Regions from separate parts of the Homo sapiens genome. Here region 1 is linked to region 2. A link is a loop called in an ENCODE intact Hi-C map of the cell type or tissue named here. Cell type or tissue: heart right ventricle. All regions are shown on one strand. Links, peaks and the distances in the headings refer to the core of each region. The heading gives the core; the rest is flanking DNA. Region 1 overlaps RPS6KA2 (ribosomal protein S6 kinase A2). Region 2 has its middle 130 kb from the start of RPS6KA2-AS1.

Region 1 (9,085 bases), core at 751-8,750, 320 kb after region 2:
GGCTCTCAGGACTCTCTGGGTGGGGAATGGGCTGCACTGGCCTGTTCGTGGCACCCGATGGCCTGGGCTTCCCAGCTCAGGAGACTTCCTCAGGCAAGCACATGTGTCTGGGGAGATTATTCCCACCTGTCCTGTGCCTCACTGCAGAAAGCAGCGTCTTTTCATTTCTGAAAATGGCTTGAAGAGTAACTCGGTGCTAATGAAATCTATGCCCCCAAGGCAGGAAATGAGCAAATAATTCAGGGCTGAATTCAATCCTGTTTCTCCTCCGATGGTTCCCGCGTGCACGCCCTGAGCTCTTGCACATCAGGGCACATCCTGCTGCCTGATAAGCCCCCGGGGGAGCTCGGGGGCGTCTGTTGGCACCTCGCCCTCCTGCAGTAGCTGTGGGCCCTGGTTTCTGGCCTGGGCTCTGACCCAGGTGCTCCCGGATAAGCAGAGCAGGGTGTGCCCCAGGTGGGACCCAGATGTCAGACGCCCTCCTCCCTCCTCTCCCTTCCCGTCGGGCCTCATCGGAGGAGGTGTTGAAATTTGCTTTCCAGAGATGTAGAACAGGTTTTAGCTGGAGTCACTGTGTCCATTTTCCAGAGCTGCACGGCCATGAGGGTCCCTGAGTCCAGAACTGAGCTCTAGATGGTCACACACAAGTGCCCAGGACAGGACTCCAGGCTGGATGTTTTCTGCGAACACCGTGGGGACCCTCCCTAGGCAGGATTAAGGAAACCCCATGCTCAGTGGGGGGCAAGACCCCAGCCTGGCCCTGCCCTGCTGCTGCCCTGCTAACTACCAGGCTGGCCCCTCAGCACACTGGCATGGCCCGTGCCTTCTGTCGTCAGGGTGATTTGACTAAACCCAGCATCCTCTACTGAATCTGCCCGGAGGTCCCTCGGCCTTCCAGTCAGGCCTCAGGCCCCAGTCCTCCCTCCAGTGCCCCTCCCCCTCCACACTTCTCTCAGCACTGGGCTCCCCCGGCTCCCTCCATCTAAGCACCACCTGCAGCATCACCCGCCTGAGGACTACGCCAGGTTCCAGGTACCTGTGTGTGCTTTCTTTACATTGAATTCCCAACAGAATGCCTTGTTGCCCTAGAGGATTGAAAACAACACATCTCAGCTTTGGAAAGCATTGTCAGGCAGGCAGCTCTGAGACCGGAGCACAGAGGGCTGTGGACTTTCTGTGCCTTCTGTCCAAGGTCCTGTTGGGGAAATAAGTTTGGGCCCAGAGGGGGCATGGGAAGGGCCGGTTCTCTGCAGATGCAGGCGTCCTCCTGTCGAGGAGCCTGGGCGCCCTCATTCTGACACCCAAGGCAGGTTTCTGGCAGAGGTGCCAAGGCCCCAGAGCACAGGCCCTGAGACACTGGCAAGAGAGCACCCTGGGGTGGCTCTGGGTCGGCGGTTTTTGCAGTGCCCCGCAGAGCTGAAGTTCCGTGGTGCTGGCCCCAAAGTCCCAGGGCAGGGAGGAGAGAGCCACACGGCCTCTTCACTGCTGTCCCCAGTGGGGGCAAGTGGTGGCTGTCCTGTATGATTTTACTTGGAAAAGAAGATTCTACTACCAAGAAGAAGCTAGAAAACTATTGCCCTAAAATGAAGAACACTTGGCATGTCCCCAAACCCTCATACCTCAAACTATGCCTTTTCTATACCTTTCTATAATACATCGTTATTATATATGCCATAGTATCTATCATACTACACATAATATATTTTATGCCATCTATATTTCAGAGTATTTAGAAATCCCTTGTAATCCACAAGGCCAATGCAGTCTGTGATAAGAACATCCTTCCCTCCCCACAGCAGGTTTCTCTGTCCCCAGTGTTCTGTGGCAATGTCTGTGCATCCTCAGTGCCCTGTCTTGCTTTCCTTGTATTAATAGACGCTGTACCGGAAGGAGATCAAGCCACCGTTCAAACCAGCAGTGGGCAGGCCTGAGGACACCTTCCACTTTGACCCCGAGTTCACAGCGCGGACGCCCACAGGTGTGTGCCACAGTGGTTCCCTCTATCGGTGGCTTCTCCCACCTGACCCCTTAGAGACAGATATCTAGGAACAAGAAATTCCCATGCCTCAGAATTCTTTTCATGGAAAATAACTGTCCATTCTGTTTGGGTTTTTTGTTGTTGTTTTCTCTGCTCAGTGATAAAGGTTTAAGTGATAGCCCCAGTTCTCTGTTGTTCCCTATATAACCTCCACCTTGGAAATGATGAAGGTATCCTTATTCCAAGACACCGGTCCAGTTACTTCCTGTGTCAGAGAGACACACAGCAAGAGCAAGAAAAGAAACTGGAGGCAATTAAAATCCCTCTTTCAATTAAAGTGCATTTACGGAGAGGGAAGGCTGTCAGTTATGTCTATAGATTTATGAGCTATAGATATTATTCATGCAAAAAACAGAAACCCATTTGAAAAGTAGTATCGGCTACTAAATAGCACAGCAATTGGATGCATAGATTTGGTCTCCTGGTGTGTCTGAAATTACTCTTGGGGTCTAGCAAATTTCATCAGAACTGGTCAGCTCCCTTTAAAAGTTATCTTTTTGGGATATTAATGAATTAAAGTCTGCTTTTTTATATATGGTAATTATCCTGGTCTGATAGGGCTATCATAACAAAATACTACAGACTGTGTGGTTTAAACAACAGTCATTTATTTTCTCACAGTCTGGAGGCTGGAAGTCCAAGTTCAAGGTACTGACAGGGTTGGTTCCTGGTGAGAGCTCTCGCCTTGACTTGCAGACAGCTGTGTTCTTGCTGTGTCCCCACGTGGCCTTTCTTCTGTGTGTGCAAAGACAGCAAGATGGAGCTCTGGTGTCTCTCTGTCTTCTTATAAGGACACTAGTCCTCTTGGATTAGGGCCCCACACTTTTATCCTCACTTAACTTCAGTTATTCTCTTAAAGGCCTGTATTAGTCTGTTTTCACACTGCTGATAAAGACATACCTGAGACTGGGCAATTTTTCAAAAGAAAGAAGTTTAGTGAATTTACAGTTCCACATGGCTGAGGAAGCCTCACAATCGTGGCAGAAGGCAAGTAGAAGCAAGCCCCATCTTACGTGGATGGCAACAAAGAGAGAGCTTGTGCAGGGAAACTCCCCTTTTTAAAACTCTCAGATCTCATGAGACTCATTGACCATCATGAGAACAGCACAGGAAAGACCCACCCCCATAATTCAGTCATCTCCCACCAGGTCCCTCCTACAACACATGGGAATTATGAGGGCTCCAAGATGAGATTTGGGTAGGGACACAGAGCCTGAGATTTGGGTGGGGACACAAAGCTGAACCATATCAAGGCCCTGTCTCCAAATACAGTTACACTTGGGGGTAGGGCCTTAACATTTGAATTTGGGAAGGACATAATTCAGTCCACAACACTAACAGTATGCTGGTTATGTACAAAACCATCCACAAGCTCCTTCTGTAGACATAAGTGGGACAAGTCCAGGGAGCTGGTGGTTGGCCAGGCTGCATCTTGGATCTACGGGGATTCACTGTATTTTTTCTCGCTGCTTTTGAATCTGAAATTTTCTTATTTTTTAAAAGATAATCGGGAAACAAATATATGGTCAACCACAAAATGTCAGGTAGATGAAGTTAGAGAATCCACTTTGTTCCTCCAGATTCAGCTGTTGGTGAAATCCCTGTTTCCCATATACCCAGATGAACACATTGAGGAGGGTGTGAGCGTGTGCAGATAGGGAGGGTTGCGGGGCTTTTAGCGGGACTTTTGATGGGCCTAGGCCAGCTCCTGACCCAGGCCACATTGGTACCAAGAACAGGAAGAAAGCTGATTCCGGGCACTGTAAACCAGGGAGTCATGCCACCGGCTGCTCAGTTACTTCTTTTGGGTCATCCTGCAGTCCCCAGGTAGAATTAAAACTATCATTATAGCTTTGGTTCATCACTGATTCATGATGTAATGAGGCTGCCTTGGAGAACACTTCTGGGTCTGCTCTCTCCGGTAAGTGACTGTGGGATTTTCACCTCACCCCATTCTCAGCTTCCTTAGAAAGTATTTGTGTGTTGGGGTTGGTCCTTCCCATTGACAAACTTAACCCAATTCACAGAACAGGATTACTTTTCAGTTTCTGAGTTTGAAAAGATGGGGCAGGATTTGGGGATTCCCTCCTGCCCCTGCCCACAGGTCACCCAAGCAAGTCATGATATTTCTCCACCTATTGTTGGCCTGAATGTAAAAGGAGCTCAGAGGCAATTAGGTCTGACCACGAGATCGTTGTCCCTAAGTCCACAAGGACCATAAGGTCCCTAACAGAACGTGCACACATCCTCGTGAGGTGCCAACATGTGGGGCTGTGTGTTTAAAATGTGGAAAGAAAGTCTATGTTTGTGCTGCTTGGTAAGAAAATGTTAATACAGTCAACTCTAATATTCATATGGACATGCCTTTTATCTTATCTGTGAAGAATTTAAACCCCAACCTAGTTGGCCAGTGGAACCGGAAGCTTTTTTTGAGCTTCTAGAGAATTCCATTGTATTTTAATAATAGCCTAAGGAAAACATAATTAGACACAATGCACTCCAGTGCTATTCAGAATTGCCTTTTTTATTCCTTAGTGTTTCCAGTTCTCCAATCAGTTTCAGTTAATTTATCACACCACTGTTTGCCTTTGAGGTAGGTAGTAATTGAAGTGCTAAAGACACATTAAACTCATTCTGATTTGTACAGGAGAGTAGGATTTTCTAAGCATGTGAGCTGAGCACATGGCTGGGTGAATGAGCAGCTGTAGAAATGTGACTCTGAAGCAATGGATAAGCTACAAATCCTCTATGTTAGATCCTGGACTCACAGTGGGAATTTCTTACAGTTAGGCTTTCAGTCTTTTCTGAAACTTCAGCCAGCGCTCAAGCTGGTTTCTATTCCCTGATCACACCTTGGCTGCCCCCTAGAGCATGCTGCTTAGCCCGAGATGCCAATCTAAGATTTTAAACCGATCAGGCAGACTCCACAAATCAGGAAATACCCACAGGACCATGAGAGGTTGTTTGTAATTACTGTAGTTCTACATCTCCTTTTATCTGACTCACAATTTTGCTCTTCTTAAATACTGTGCTGAAAATCGGCATCCCTCAGGTGATTATAAAGTGCTTTAAATTCTATTTAGGCCACCTGTCATTTCCTTACTAGCTAGCCACACCGACCAAATGTCAGCCTCTTAACTTTTGGTGAAGATCCACTTGGCCTTCGGTAAATTGCTGTTACTTTTACCCTTTCCGCAGGCTCTCCTTGGTCTGTGTGAGGAGAGGCATGGGTTCTCTGGCCACGGAAGGTTGTGGCTGTGTCTTCCGTGCCTCTTGGTTGGTTAGAAGACATTGCTTATTGGAATTACAGATTTTCCATTCACCAATGAAACTGTGTCTGTCAAGTTAACATGGCCTGTGCCCCCACCCCCGCACACACTCCTCCACAGGCTGTAAATTGGACTCCCAATCCTTGCTCAGCACTTCACACTCGTGTGGCTCTGCGGATTCCCCAGAATAAGCTCAAGCTCTGAGTCTAAATCCCTAAGGGAAGACATCAAAGTGCCTCCAGGTTTGAAGATTTCTTAAACCATGATGTAGCCATGTGTGTTTCATTTTTCCGGGGGAGAATCTGCGGCCCGTGGTAGCTCAGGGGATCTTTGGGAGGAGGCAGACCTCAAAGCCAGACTTTGTGCAGAGAGCAAACCGGGTGTAGCAGGAGCGCCTCCTCCTCGAGCGGCTCCGTGTGCCGCGAAGCAGAGCCGCTCAGAAAGCCCCGAGCTTCTCTGCCGGGTCGCGCTGCAGAATTTCAGTTTCTAAAAACCACTCAGGGTACCTTCGGTTTTTTAACGACGCTTCGCTAGTCTGGAGCGTTGGAAGTTTATTTCCAAACACAGCCGACTCTGGTCACATTAGTCCAGGGGTCGCGTGGGCATCTACCTGGGGTGACTGTGAAGGCCCCTTTTTTGGCCCCTTTGAGGGCCGACACCTGGCTCTAGCTGCCTCTTGGTTCAGGACACTGAAGATGAGCCCGGGTCCATGACGCTTCCTACCCCAGGAAGAGCACCAGTGGGACGCTGCGTCGTCCATCTGCCCACGGCCTGGCCCCCGCTTGCACCAGAGGCCCACGCGGCGTGGGGCCCGGCTCCTGGGCTTCGGAGCGGCTGCCCTCATAACCGTTGTCCCCAAAATATGATGCTAAGAAACAAAACACGTGTTCTCTGCAGCTGCCTCCCACCCCCACACACCTGCCGCACCGTGTGGAGATAAAACTGAGAACTAGGTGCACTTTCTTCCTTTCAAAGTACAGCACCTAAACAGACGAGGGGGGGAAGAAGTGCTGAGAGACAAAGGCCTGCGGGTAGAGAATTCTCGAATATACAAATATGCACACAACTATACATACAGGGAGTCTTAAAAGATATATAAATAAGAATGTTTAAATTTGTACATATGTGTGTTTTCAGGAAAAATTACGTATTATATTTTCATATATTATAAATTTACATATTATATAATGTATTATAGTATTCTATTTTAGTGTAATATATATTCTATTTTAATATATTAATCTATTATCCTATTCTGTTTTTAAATATATTAAAATATATTTAATTTTTTAAGTAATGTCTGGGTTCTTCATATTGTTCAACAGCTTTTTGCTTTTTTGATTTGACAAACGATTAGGAAGCCACGTCTCTGTCAGTCCATGCAACTGTGGCTCCTTCTGATGGCCCTGGTCTCGCTGGCAGGACTCACACTGCAATCATTACAAAGCATCCTGATACAGATGGGCCACTGTTGACCATGACCATGATTGTCTTAGTGAGGAGTATTTAGTGTCTCCTTTTTCTTTTCTGTAACACATATCACTGAAACAGACTTTTTCTACATTTATGTCTAAGTACTTTGGGATTTTTTCGTTTGCTTGTTTTTTTGTTTTGTTTTGTTTGAGACAGAGTCTCGCTCTGTCACCCAGGCTAGAGTGCAGTGGTGCGATCTTGGCTCACTGCAACCTCCACCTCCCAGGTTCAAGCGATTCTCCTGCCTCAGCCTCCTGAGTAGCTGGGATTACAGGCGTGCGCCACCCCGCCTGGCTAATTTTTGTATTTTTAATAGAGACAGGGCTTCACCATGTTGGTTAGGCTGGTCGTGAACTCCTGACCTCGTGATCTGCCCACCTCAGCCTCCCAAAGTGCTGAGATTACAGGTGTGATCCACCGCGCCCAGCCTGTTTTATTTTTTATTTCTGTAAATTTCAGAGGTACAGATGTAGTTTTGTTCATGGGTAGAGTACATAGTGGTGAGGGCTGGTCTTTTAGTGTAACCATCACCTGAGGAGTGTTCATTTTACCCATTAAGTAATTTCTCATCCCTCACCTTCTCCCACCCTTCCACGTCTCCATTCTCTATCCCACCACACTCGACATCCACATGCAGACATTATTTAGCAATTTAGCACCCACTTATGAGTGAGAACATGCGATGTTTGACTTTCCACGTGTGAGTTGTTTCACTTAAAATAATGGCCTTCTTTTCCATCCATGTTGCTGCAAAAGACATGATTTCATTCTTTTTTATGACTAAATAGTATTCCATTGCGTATATGTACCACATTTTGTTTACCCAATCACCTGTTGATGGACACTTAGGTTGATTCCATGACTTTGCAATTGTGAATAGTGCTGCAGTAAGCTTCCAAGTGCGGGTATCTTTTTGAGACAACGATTTCTTTTCCTTTGGGCAATGCCCAGCAGTGGGATTGCTGCATCGAATATAGTTCCATTTAGTTCTTTGAGAAATTTCCGTACTGTTTTTCATGGAGGTTGTACTAATTTACATTCCCACCACCTTTCTCCACATCCTCACCAACATCTGTTATTTTTTTGACTTTTTAGTAATAGCCATTCTGACTGATGTAAGGTGATATCTCATTGTGGTTTTCATTTGTATTTATCTGATGATTAGCGATCTTGAGCATTTTTTATATGCTGTTTGGCCATCTGTATGTCTTCTTTTGAAAAATGTCTACTTATGTCCTCTGGTCAATTTTTAATGGGGTTATTTGTTTTGTTGTTGTTGTTGAGTTGTTCGAGTTCCTTGTAAATTCTAGATATTACTCCCCTGTCAGTTGCATAGTTTGCAAATATGTTCTCCCATTCTGCAGGTTGTCTGTTCATTCTGTTGATGATTTCTTATGCTGGTCTTAAAGCCTTTTTGTGTGTGTGTGTGTGTGTGTGTGTGTGTGTGTGATGGAGTCTCACTCTGTCGCCCAGGCTGGAGTGCAGTGACGCCATCTTGGCTCACTGCAACCTCCGCCTCCCGGGTTCATGCAATTCTCCTGCCTCAGCCTCCCAAGCAGCTGGGATTACAGGCGTACACCACCACACCTGGCTAATTTTTTTTGTATTTTTAGTAGAGACAGGGTTTCACTATGTTGGCCAGACTGGTCTCGAACTCCTGACCTAGTGATCCACCTGCCTCAGCCTCCCAAAGTGCTGGGATTACAGGTGTGAGCCACTGCACCCAGCCCTTAAAAGACTTTCGAAGTCTTTCGCTAGACCCATGTCCTAAAGAGTTTTCTCTAGGATTTATTCTAGTATTTTCATTGTTTCAGGTCTTTCATCACTTAAGTCTTTAATCTCTTAGTTGATTTTTGTATATGGTGAGACATAGGGGTCCAGTTTCATTCTTTTGCTTATGACGAACTAATTTTCCCGGTATCATTTATTGAAAAGAGTGTCTTTTCCCCACAAAGTTTTTGTTGACTTTGCATGTGGCTTTATTTCTGGGTTTTCTATTCTGTTCCGTTAATCTGTGTGTCTATGTTTATACCAGTACCATGCTATTTTAGTTACTATCTCCTTGTGATATAATTGAAGTCAGGTAATGTGATGCTTCTAGTTCTAGCTTTGTTCCTTTTGCTTAAAATTGCTTTGGCTATTCAGGCTCTTTGTTGGTTCCATGTTAACTTTAGGATTGTTTTTTCTAATTCTGTGAAAAATGACGTTGGTTTTTTGATAGAGATTGCATTGAATCTGTAGATTGCTTTGGGTGATATGTTCATTTTGATGATATTAATTCTTCTGATTCATGAGCATGTGATGT
Region 2 (9,085 bases), core at 526-8,525:
TGTTGCAGACACACTTTTTTGCCCTGAGTCTTAGTTTGAGACAATTATGTATTTTCTACAGGTGCAGATGAAAACTATAAATAGCATATTAAATGCCCATAAAAGACCACCAGGAGACCTTCGACATCTGGGATTGGCTCATATTTCAAGTCTGACCCCTCCCCTTGGTTAAACACTGAATGATGTTTTCTCCTGGTTCTCCAGCTCCTCTGGGTGGGCCCATGAAGGGAACCTCTGGCTTCTGTGGTATACGCATTTGCCAGAGCTGCCGTAACAAGGCACCGAGACTGGGCGACTTAAACAATAGAGGTTGGTCGTCTCACAGTCCCGAGGCCAGAAGCCCCAGGTCCAGGTGCCGCAGGCCTGGCTCCCGCTGGGGCTGTGAGGGAGGCTGTGCTCGGGCCTCTCTCTGGCTTCATGGTTGCTGGTGGTCCTTCCCCCATCTCTCTCCCCATGGCCAGGTGGCCATTGTCCCCCATGCACCTGTTTCTGTGCCTCTGAGGACACCATCATATTGGACTAGGCCCACATACTCCGAGGTGACTGCCTCTCAGCTAAGCCCAGCTGCAATGGCCCTTTCCCAAATCAGGACACATTCCCAGGCACTGGGGCTGGACTTCAAGGCATGGATTTTGGGGTACGCGATGCAGCCCAGAACTATGCTGCTATTGGTCACAGTGACGCTACTCATTGCTTGCCAAGGAACACTTCTCCTGCTTTGAGCCATCCCCTTGCCTGAGAAATTAGCAAGGCCTCCCACCATGAAGAAAAGCAGAGGAGGCCTTTCCCTATCTCCCATAGAAAAGGGGGAGCACTGTCATCTTGGCACTTTTTAAAATATGGTGGTATCCTTGGGATGAGTTCAAAAAAACTATCTCCTTCCCAGTCTGCCACCCCAGTGTTTGCCACTGAGAGCATTGGTTGTCTCTAGCGAGCTGAGGGACTTGGTGAGTCCTTTTCCAGCAGCCGTCGGCAACGCTAGCCCCAGCCTTGCCGTTATTTCTCTTGGCCGCCCTCACTTCATGGGTCCCTTCTGCAGTCAGCCATCCAGTTCCTCTTCTGCCTGGTGAGAGTCTGGGGTGAGAGGAGGATGAGTTGAGCCGAATCTGCTCATGGAAAGGAAACACCCTGGCCGCTCACCTAAGGACACAGAGCAAGTGCTCTGTGGACGGGATGTGGGCGATCACGGCTGTGTGATCTGGATCCTGACTAGACTGAGGCCCCGGAGCGGCTCCGGCACATGGGTTACTGGTTCTTTCTCTCCCTTAGCCCTGGGCTCTCCCCTATTCCACCAGCCAAGGGTTGGGGTCACAAGCACAGGCTCCCAGGCCCCTCCTCCAATGTCTCAGTCATCTTGTGAAGCCCGGGGGTCCCTGAGCATTTCCAGACTCACACCCTCCACATGTGCGGGCCGGGCTTCAACACAGGAATTTTGAGGATACAATTCAGTCCATGAGACTCAGCATCTATAAATTACAGGTGTGCTTTAAATCTTTACTGGACGGAAGGCAGTCTCTTTGCTTTTGAAGCTTACTTTAAAAACAACTCCTTAGGATATTTTGGGATTGACCCCTGCTGATGACAGAGCTCTGTTGCACCATCCTGAGGGCCGTAGAGAACATCACGGTAGGAAAAATGCCATAGTTTACTTTTCCACTCTCCCACCAAGGAACCGTTAGATTACGTTCAATGTTTTGATCTTTGAAGCAGTGCCAGTGAGAAAGCTCGCACCTGTCTCCCCATCAGTGTGCGCCAGAGTTACACTCCCTGTCTAGACACGTCAATGTGAAATCGGCAGGCCACAAGATTTGCGCATTTTCAAGTTAATCTGCTATCGACAAACTGCTCTCCAAAGCAGCTGAATGCTGGGTGTATCAGAGCATCAGTGTAGTCAATAGCAACGGGCCAGAGTTTTTGCTTCTCCAACTCTCACCAGACGCAGCGTGGCGCTTACGGTGCTGTTTGTAGGAGCCAGGAGCTCACTCTCTGACAGGAGTGGACGCATCTTATTAACACATGAGTTAATGGGTTAATCTTGTTGTTTTTTTGATAGAGTTTCACTCTTGTCACCCGGGCTGGAGTGCAATGGCATGATCTTGGCTCACTGCAACCTCTGCCTCCTGGGTTCAAGAGATTCTCCTGCCTCAGCCTCCCGAGTAGCTGGGACTATAGGCGCGTGCCACCACAACCGTCTAATTTTTATATTTTTAGTAGAGACGGGGTTTCGCCGTGTTGGCCAGGCTGGTCTTGAACTCCTGACCTCAGGTGATCCACCCATCTCGGCCTCCGAAAGTGCTGAGATTACAGGTGTGAGCCACCATGCCCAGCCTAAAAAACAATTTGTAAAACAATGTATGGCGTTCTGAGTTGTTTAAAGAATTCTTTAGTAGCTCAAGTTAAAACAACCATATCATCTCCTGGATATCCTTTTGAACATTGTGGTTTGGTTTTTTCACATTCTGGCCTTTAACGCATCTTGAATGTATTGATATATATGGTATGAGGTTGATCAGTCAGTTGGCCGGCGCCAGTCGTTGCAGAGGCCATCTCACCCTGCTGTTCTCTAACAGCTTTGCCCTTTCGTGAGCCCCACACAGAGGCAGGCAGGTCTCCAGGCTCTGCTGCGCCCGTGGCACCCTCTGAGTTCTTCTAAGGCTAACGTAAGCACCGATATCTCCCTGCCAGGGCTTGTCTTTGCTTCTGTGTCTTTAAAATGGTGTTGGCTGTCCTTCAGCCTTCAAAATCACTTTGTTTTAAATTCAGAAAAAATCGTCCTTTTTGGATTATGATTTTATTAAATTAAATTTACAGATTGACTTTGGAAAAATTGCTATATTTACTGTATTAAGATTTACTTTAGTCTTCTTTTATATCTTTCAATAAAGTTACTCATCTTTTCTGTAAAGACATTACACATTTTTTTAGATGTCTCTTTTATAGCTTATAAGGTTTTTTCTTCTCTTTTCTCTCTCTCTCACAATTGCAAATGCTATCATTTAAAATTATTTTCTGCTGTATTGCCAAAACTGCTTTTGAATATTACTTTTCCATCCATAACCTTTCCATACCCTCTTATTCAAATTAATAAATTCTCTGTAGATTCTCTTGGATTCTGTAGAGATTTATACTATCTGTGAACCGTAGCAGTTTTAATTTATTCTTTCCAACTTGTTTACATTTATTTCTTTTACTATGTTCTTTATGATTTTATAACTTTTAACAATACTTCTTTAATACTCCTGAATATTGTTCATCTGTTCTCTGGAATTCTTGGCTCCATTTTTGCCTTTTTGTGTGTCCTCTGCCCATCGTGCAGAGTGGCGCTGCCTGGGTTCTGGGGCTCCTGGCTGTGCGTGCACTCGGAGGCCACTTCCTCTCTCTGTGCTTTCCCCGTGGCTCAGTTTCAGGTGGTCCCTTCAGCGGAGTTCTGGGTTTGTGACTTAGGCATGTTCCTGGCACCAGACCAGCTGTCACATTAAACTTCACCCTGAGCCACCCTTGTCATTATGAATTCACACCCAAACTCATGGAAGGCACAGGCCTGGCATTTTTAATTATCAGAGAAGACGTAAAATCCATGTATTGTTAACCTGAGCCCAGGACAAGTTCGATGTCTCCCGTCCTCTTCTCAGCTGGTCGGGGCTTTCGTCCAGGCTTTGCGCTCCCTGCTCAGGCCTCCCGCAGCAACCTCAGGTCCAGCTCTTCACCTCACAGCCGCCCCATCCTCCTTCCCTGTATCTCCAGCATATTAAAACCCAAGCTTGAACAACAAAAAGACCACCAGCCCAATGAAAAAATGGGTGATGGGCTTAAGTAGACATTTCTCCAAAAGAGAACTACAAATGGCGGAGAAGCACATGAAAGGCTGCGGCTGACCCCCTCCTAGGTATGTACCCAAGATTGTTGAAAACAGGTACTGAAACAAAAATACGCACACACTTGTTTATAGCAGCACAACTCACAGTCGCCAAAAGATAAGAGACAGCCCACATGTCCATCAATGGATGAATGGACGCACAAACTGTGGTGTAAACAAACAATGGCATGTTATGTAGCCACTAAAGGGAAGGAAGCGTTGACACACCCTGCAACATGGACGAACCTCGAGCACATCATGCAGAGCAAAAGAAGCCAGACCCAGAAGACCCCACGCTGTGCGGTTCTGTCTATACCAAATGCCCAGAGCAGGTGAACCCACAGAGACGGCACGGATTGCTGGTTGCCAGGGACTGGGAGGGCAGAGTGGGGAGCAACTGCTTCATGGGCGTGGAAGAGGCAGATGTTGGGAATTACCTGGTGACACGTCAGTGTGAATGCACTAAACGCCACCTCATCATTCATGTTAAAACGATCAATTTTGTTGTGTGAAATTCACCTCGATATAAAAAAAATTAAAACACAAAAACAAGAAATCTAACCTGGAAGATTACAGAAACGGAAAATGCCCCCAGGACGGTCTCAAAGTCAGTGCGGGGACTCCATTCTCTCTCTTCCAGTCCTCCTCATTTCTGGAGCCTGTGGGTTAATCCTTCCTTCTTACAACTCAGCTTTTCGTTGAACCTCCTTTTTTGTTGTGTTTTATCCACCACTTCTAGTGGGTGTAGCGAGATCATTCTCTGTCATTTCTGCCTGGCGTCTTGCTGGAAGTAGAAGTCCTCTAAGCTGTACTTTCTCCACGTATTTTTGCATGGACCTGGCCCCCAGAGCCGGATGGTAGAGGAAAGAGTGGTGAGCGCCCCAGCCTCCTCTCCAGCACCGCTGTGGCTGGGGAGAGGCACACACCCTCAGTGGCTTTCACAACCACCCTTCCCAGTGATCAGATAAAGCCAGCAATGCCCGCCCTCACTTCCAGTTCTGGCCCTCCACGCGTGTCTGTCTTCCTGACTGTCCACAGTGGTTCCTCCATCGCGAGGACATTATCCTTTGTGTTGTGTAGTCCTCTCTGTGCGCCTTTGCCTGCGCTCAGTCTCTGCCCCTTCGCAGTTCCGAGCTCCAGCCGTGGAATCCCAGAGCTCAGGCATGTGGGTCGACAGCATCGTCATGTGTCTGTGTGTGTTTCCACCGCGCTTTATCTAGAGAAGATCCCCGGGCTGCAGCCCTGAAGCCAGCAAGCGTCTGAAAGAGACGGTTTCTTGGCTGATGCTGCAGCCTCAGGTAGCTGATACTTCAGAACTGACAGAAATCCAAATAAAGCTGGCAGGTGTGGGGAGAGCTGAGCACCAGCGGAGGGAGAGTCGGGGGTCATGGAAACCAAATTCAGCCTTCCTACAACGTGGACCCTGTGTAAATTAGCATTTTTCTTCTTCCAGGAGCACATCAGTAAGATTAAAGAAAACCAAGGCCTATATTTTGTTTGTTATAACAAAATGTAACAAGTTTCCAGGATTTCATTGGCTGCACGCGCCTCGGAGTGTTCTCACTTGCTGTGTCCTCTGCTGCCATCTAGTGGTAGACGTGCAAATTTGCGAGGGAAACTTTTGGGCACTTAGAGACTCCCCCAAAACCAAAGGTGGAGCTCCTGAGGGCTGTGCATAGTGCGAAGGGGCCGGGGGTGGGGGGGGCTTTCAATGAGTGTGTATTTTTTGGAGGAAGGGCCCAGGGTGTTTATCAAAGCCATCAAAGCCATTTAAGAATCAAGACTGCCCCCCAAAGTCTGGGTAAAACCGTTTTAAATTAACCATTTTGGTAACTCCCACGTGATTTCAAAATGGTAAAATCGTAAAATTGGTTGTGTAGCCTAATTAAGTATAAGAAACGGAACTCTGATGATGCTGAGCGCAGGTGCAGGCTGGGCAGGTCACATTATCCTGTGTAAAAATATCCGCAGTGCCACCTGCCGTTTCTCCTCTGCCCTCCCAACCCTAAAAGCTGGAAGACGGGGCTCATCCAAAATAAAGGACAGCTCAGAGCTATTGAAGCACCTGGGGATCCGACTCCTCAGAGGTCACAGACAAGAAGCACACATGCCAGCGTTCTCAAAGAAGGGCGAGATGTTTTGGGGTCCTTTATGCTGCTGTAATCTGGGAACGCCTTAATTTTCCCCACATCGTCATCATGCTGATGTTCACTGATGGCTGCTGTCTGCTGGGAGCCCAATATGGGCCAGCTCATTTCTTTCTCCCACCACCCCTGTGTAAGGGACTGTCTTCCTCAATTGTACAAACAGGGAAATTGGGGCTGAGGAGTCCAATGACTTGCCTAAGTTCTGGTGCCAGGAAATAAACCCTGGCTGGCTGCTTGGGAGGCTGAGCTCCCTACCATGGTCCGTAGCATCTTGGGAGAGCTTAGCCACGTGGTGCTGGGATGGGTGCAGCAGCAGCAGGGACAGTCACAGCATTCTCAAAGACCCAGAATAACCAACGCCGGGACGCTCGCTGGGTAAAGACGGCTGCACCACTCCAGCCACAGCACCACTTGAAAGTGTCCAATTTTCTAGAATCCCATGCACTAATTTCACTGAGAAATTCATAGCTGATATCGAGTCTATCAACTGCCTGACCATGACTGTCTAAATGTGTCTTTTGAGGAACGTGCACAATCTTCAAGACATTCTGTCATCTGGTAAGCAGGGGTGCTGTGAGCACACGGAACACCTTTTGTGTTATAAAATTTGGCTGGCAGCTTTACTTGCAGTCCAATCATAAAAGACCCCTGAGGATCAAATGAATCTTGGTCATCCAGACTATGACCCCAAGTGCCGTGAAAGCGATGGTGCCTGCCTTTCACATTTCTCCCACAACACTGGGTCACTTTCTAGACTTAAAAAAAAAGATTCAATCCATATTTTTTTCCAAAAGGTTGGCGAGTATTTGTTTAGAAATTTCTGATAGTTTATTTCAAATCAATGAAACACACAAAAATATTTGTCTGACCACGTCCATTTATTTTCTGCAAGCATGCTTGGCTATATGACAAGTGTCCTCTTCACGGAATACCCCTGGAGGACGATCATTTGCACAAAGCGTTTTATGTCATCTCAACGGTAGTTTTTTTTTCTTCCTGGTGGAGCTAGCCATGATGATAATAAATTCATGTTAAACGTATTTTGACGATAATGTGGTCACAGGTATGTAACAGGATGGACAGACGAGGAAGGGGACAGTAGCAGATTGCAGCCAGGTGCAGTGGCTCACGCCTGTAATCCCAGTGTTTCGGGAGGCCAAAGCAGGCAGATCACCTGAGGTCAGGAGTTCCAGACCAGCCTGGCCAATGGTGAAACCCTGTCTCCGCTAAAAACACAAAAATTAGCTGGGTGTGGTGGTGGGCGCCTGTAATCCCAGCTACTCACGAGGCTGAGGCAGGAGAATCACTGGAACCTGGGGGGCAGAGGTTGCAGTGAGCCAAGACTGCACTACTGTACTCCACCCTGGGTGACACAGCGAGACTCCACCTCAAAAACAACAAAACAAAACAAAACAAAAAAAAACGAAAAGAAAGAAAAGAAAAGTGGATTGCTTCAGGAGTCAGGATTTCCTGTGGGGGCTCTGACTCCCCTGTGATGGAAAGCCCCTCATTAGGGCACACTGGGCTTTCCTGTGACCCCTCTTCCCCCTCTCCTCACCCCCTTCCCTGCCTCCTTCTCCAACCTGCACAGTCACAGATGCTTCAGGGGAGGAGATGGGATCCGTAAGGGGAGTCCTCTCCTCTCGTGTCCTGGATCGGAAAGGAGTAGTAGAGGAGCTGGGATTTCCTTCTGGAGCTGGAAGCTGCCCCTGTTCTCTGCCCACACAGGGTTGACCCAGACGTGGAGCCCGCACAGCAGGCTGACCATGGTGTAGAGAGGATGGGTGTGGGGGCCAGTTTGGAGGAAGAGAAGGGGTGGAGGTGGGAGGGATAGCGTGGCTGCAGAGTGGCTGGAGAATCCTCATTTAATGTCCAAGTCATTCCAGATTCCCCTGTTTAATTCAGGGGAGTTAACAACATTCTTAATGTTGTTTGCAAAGAAGAGAGTCCAGGAAGTGAGAAGGGAAAGACAGTCAGTGATTCTAAACAAGACAATATGAAAAATTTAGTAATGTGTCTTTTTATGAGGGACCCCAAGCACCGCATACCCTGGATGCACAGTCTCAGGTGTGTCCCGACAGCCGGGCTTAGTAGCGCCATCTGTGGGGCACTTCCTTTGAAAAGCTGGTTGCCCTGAGAGTAGGTCATGGAGTGGAATGAGGTGATAGGCGAAGGCACAACATTGCGGCACATTTGGGATTTTCATGCTATTAGGTATTTTTCTGTAAAAGCGTCATTTATGTTCCACCGGGTCTCACCATCTTTTTCAAGTTATAGAAACAGAATCAAACCTTCTTAAAATTGGCAATTTGTTGGCTCACACCATTGAAAGAGATGGTTTCTGGTGGGTCTGAATCCCAGCGTCCGAAGCTGTCGGCAGGACACTGAATTTCTCTTCCTCCTTGCTCGACTCCATTCTCAGGCAGGCACATTTCCAAGGCAGAGCAAGCACAAACCCCAGACTTAGGTCATCTGCCAGGCTGGCCATCCCAGGACAAGGGGGCTGACAGCTCTGAGGGAGCCCTGCTAGGGCCTTTCTCCCAGTGGTGGGGGGGCTGGGGGGTGGGGTCATTCCCACCTGGACTCCATGGAACTAGTGTCCCATAGAAAGAAAGGGAGTGCTTGCCAGGAGGGGAGAAGGGCTGCTGGGTAGAAACCCCACATAGGCTCACCATACATGCCCAGTACAATACAAACAGGTACATAAATGGCAAAAACAAGTGGTAAAGTCAGCATTAGCAACTGTATTCTTGCCAGTTATTAATTACCGTCCAGTTGGGAACATAAAACAAACAGAGCTATGATTCTCACCTCGATAAACCGGCCGCTCATCAGCTGTGTTGGAGGACAGAGGAGGTGTAGGCTGAGGCGAGAATGGGCACCCGCAGTGCAGGGGTTTCTCTCAGGGAAGAATCGCTGGACCCCTTTCCTCATGGCACACTCGGGAGAAGCCAGCCCCAAAGCTGTGCTCACTCGTGACAACCGAGGGCCATGTGAGGCAGCAGAGGCCGCTGGCATCTCCTGTTAGCCTCATTTCATTTAGATGGTGATTCCAACGCTCTGTCTTCTGACACTTGAACCG

Evidence for each region. Hi-C counts contacts between places; a loop is a spot of excess contacts. Peaks named below come from ENCODE experiments on the same cell type or tissue, not always from the same donor. Only the 100,000 strongest peaks of a DNase experiment are listed, where the experiment ranks them.
Region 1: it touches region 2 in a loop (2.5-fold over the local background); 4 of 110 quality-filtered maps call a loop at or near these places.

The regions. Positions count from the first base shown.
Region 1 is chr6:166,452,342-166,461,426 of GRCh38, reverse strand. RPS6KA2 (ribosomal protein S6 kinase A2) reads left to right here. Exons shown (of 21, transcript NM_021135.6): 12 at 1,876-1,978. RPS6KA2-IT1 (RPS6KA2 intronic transcript 1) reads left to right here. Exons shown (of 4, transcript NR_046793.1): 4 at 589-764. Among named protein-coding and RNA genes, the nearest start is that of RPS6KA2-IT1, 8.5 kb to the left of the region's middle. In heart right ventricle, for the core only: a CTCF peak has its summit at 4,916 (motif pointing left); no DNase peak of the experiment used is centred there; H3K27ac peaks cover 1,999 bases.
Region 2 is chr6:166,771,728-166,780,812 of GRCh38, reverse strand. It overlaps a transcript of RPS6KA2 not described here. Among named protein-coding and RNA genes, the nearest start is that of RPS6KA2-AS1, 130 kb to the left of the region's middle. RefSeq lists an enhancer at 8,841-9,085. In heart right ventricle, for the core only: a CTCF peak has its summit at 5,441 (motif pointing left); a DNase peak (open chromatin) is centred at 5,412; H3K27me3 peaks cover 3,013 bases.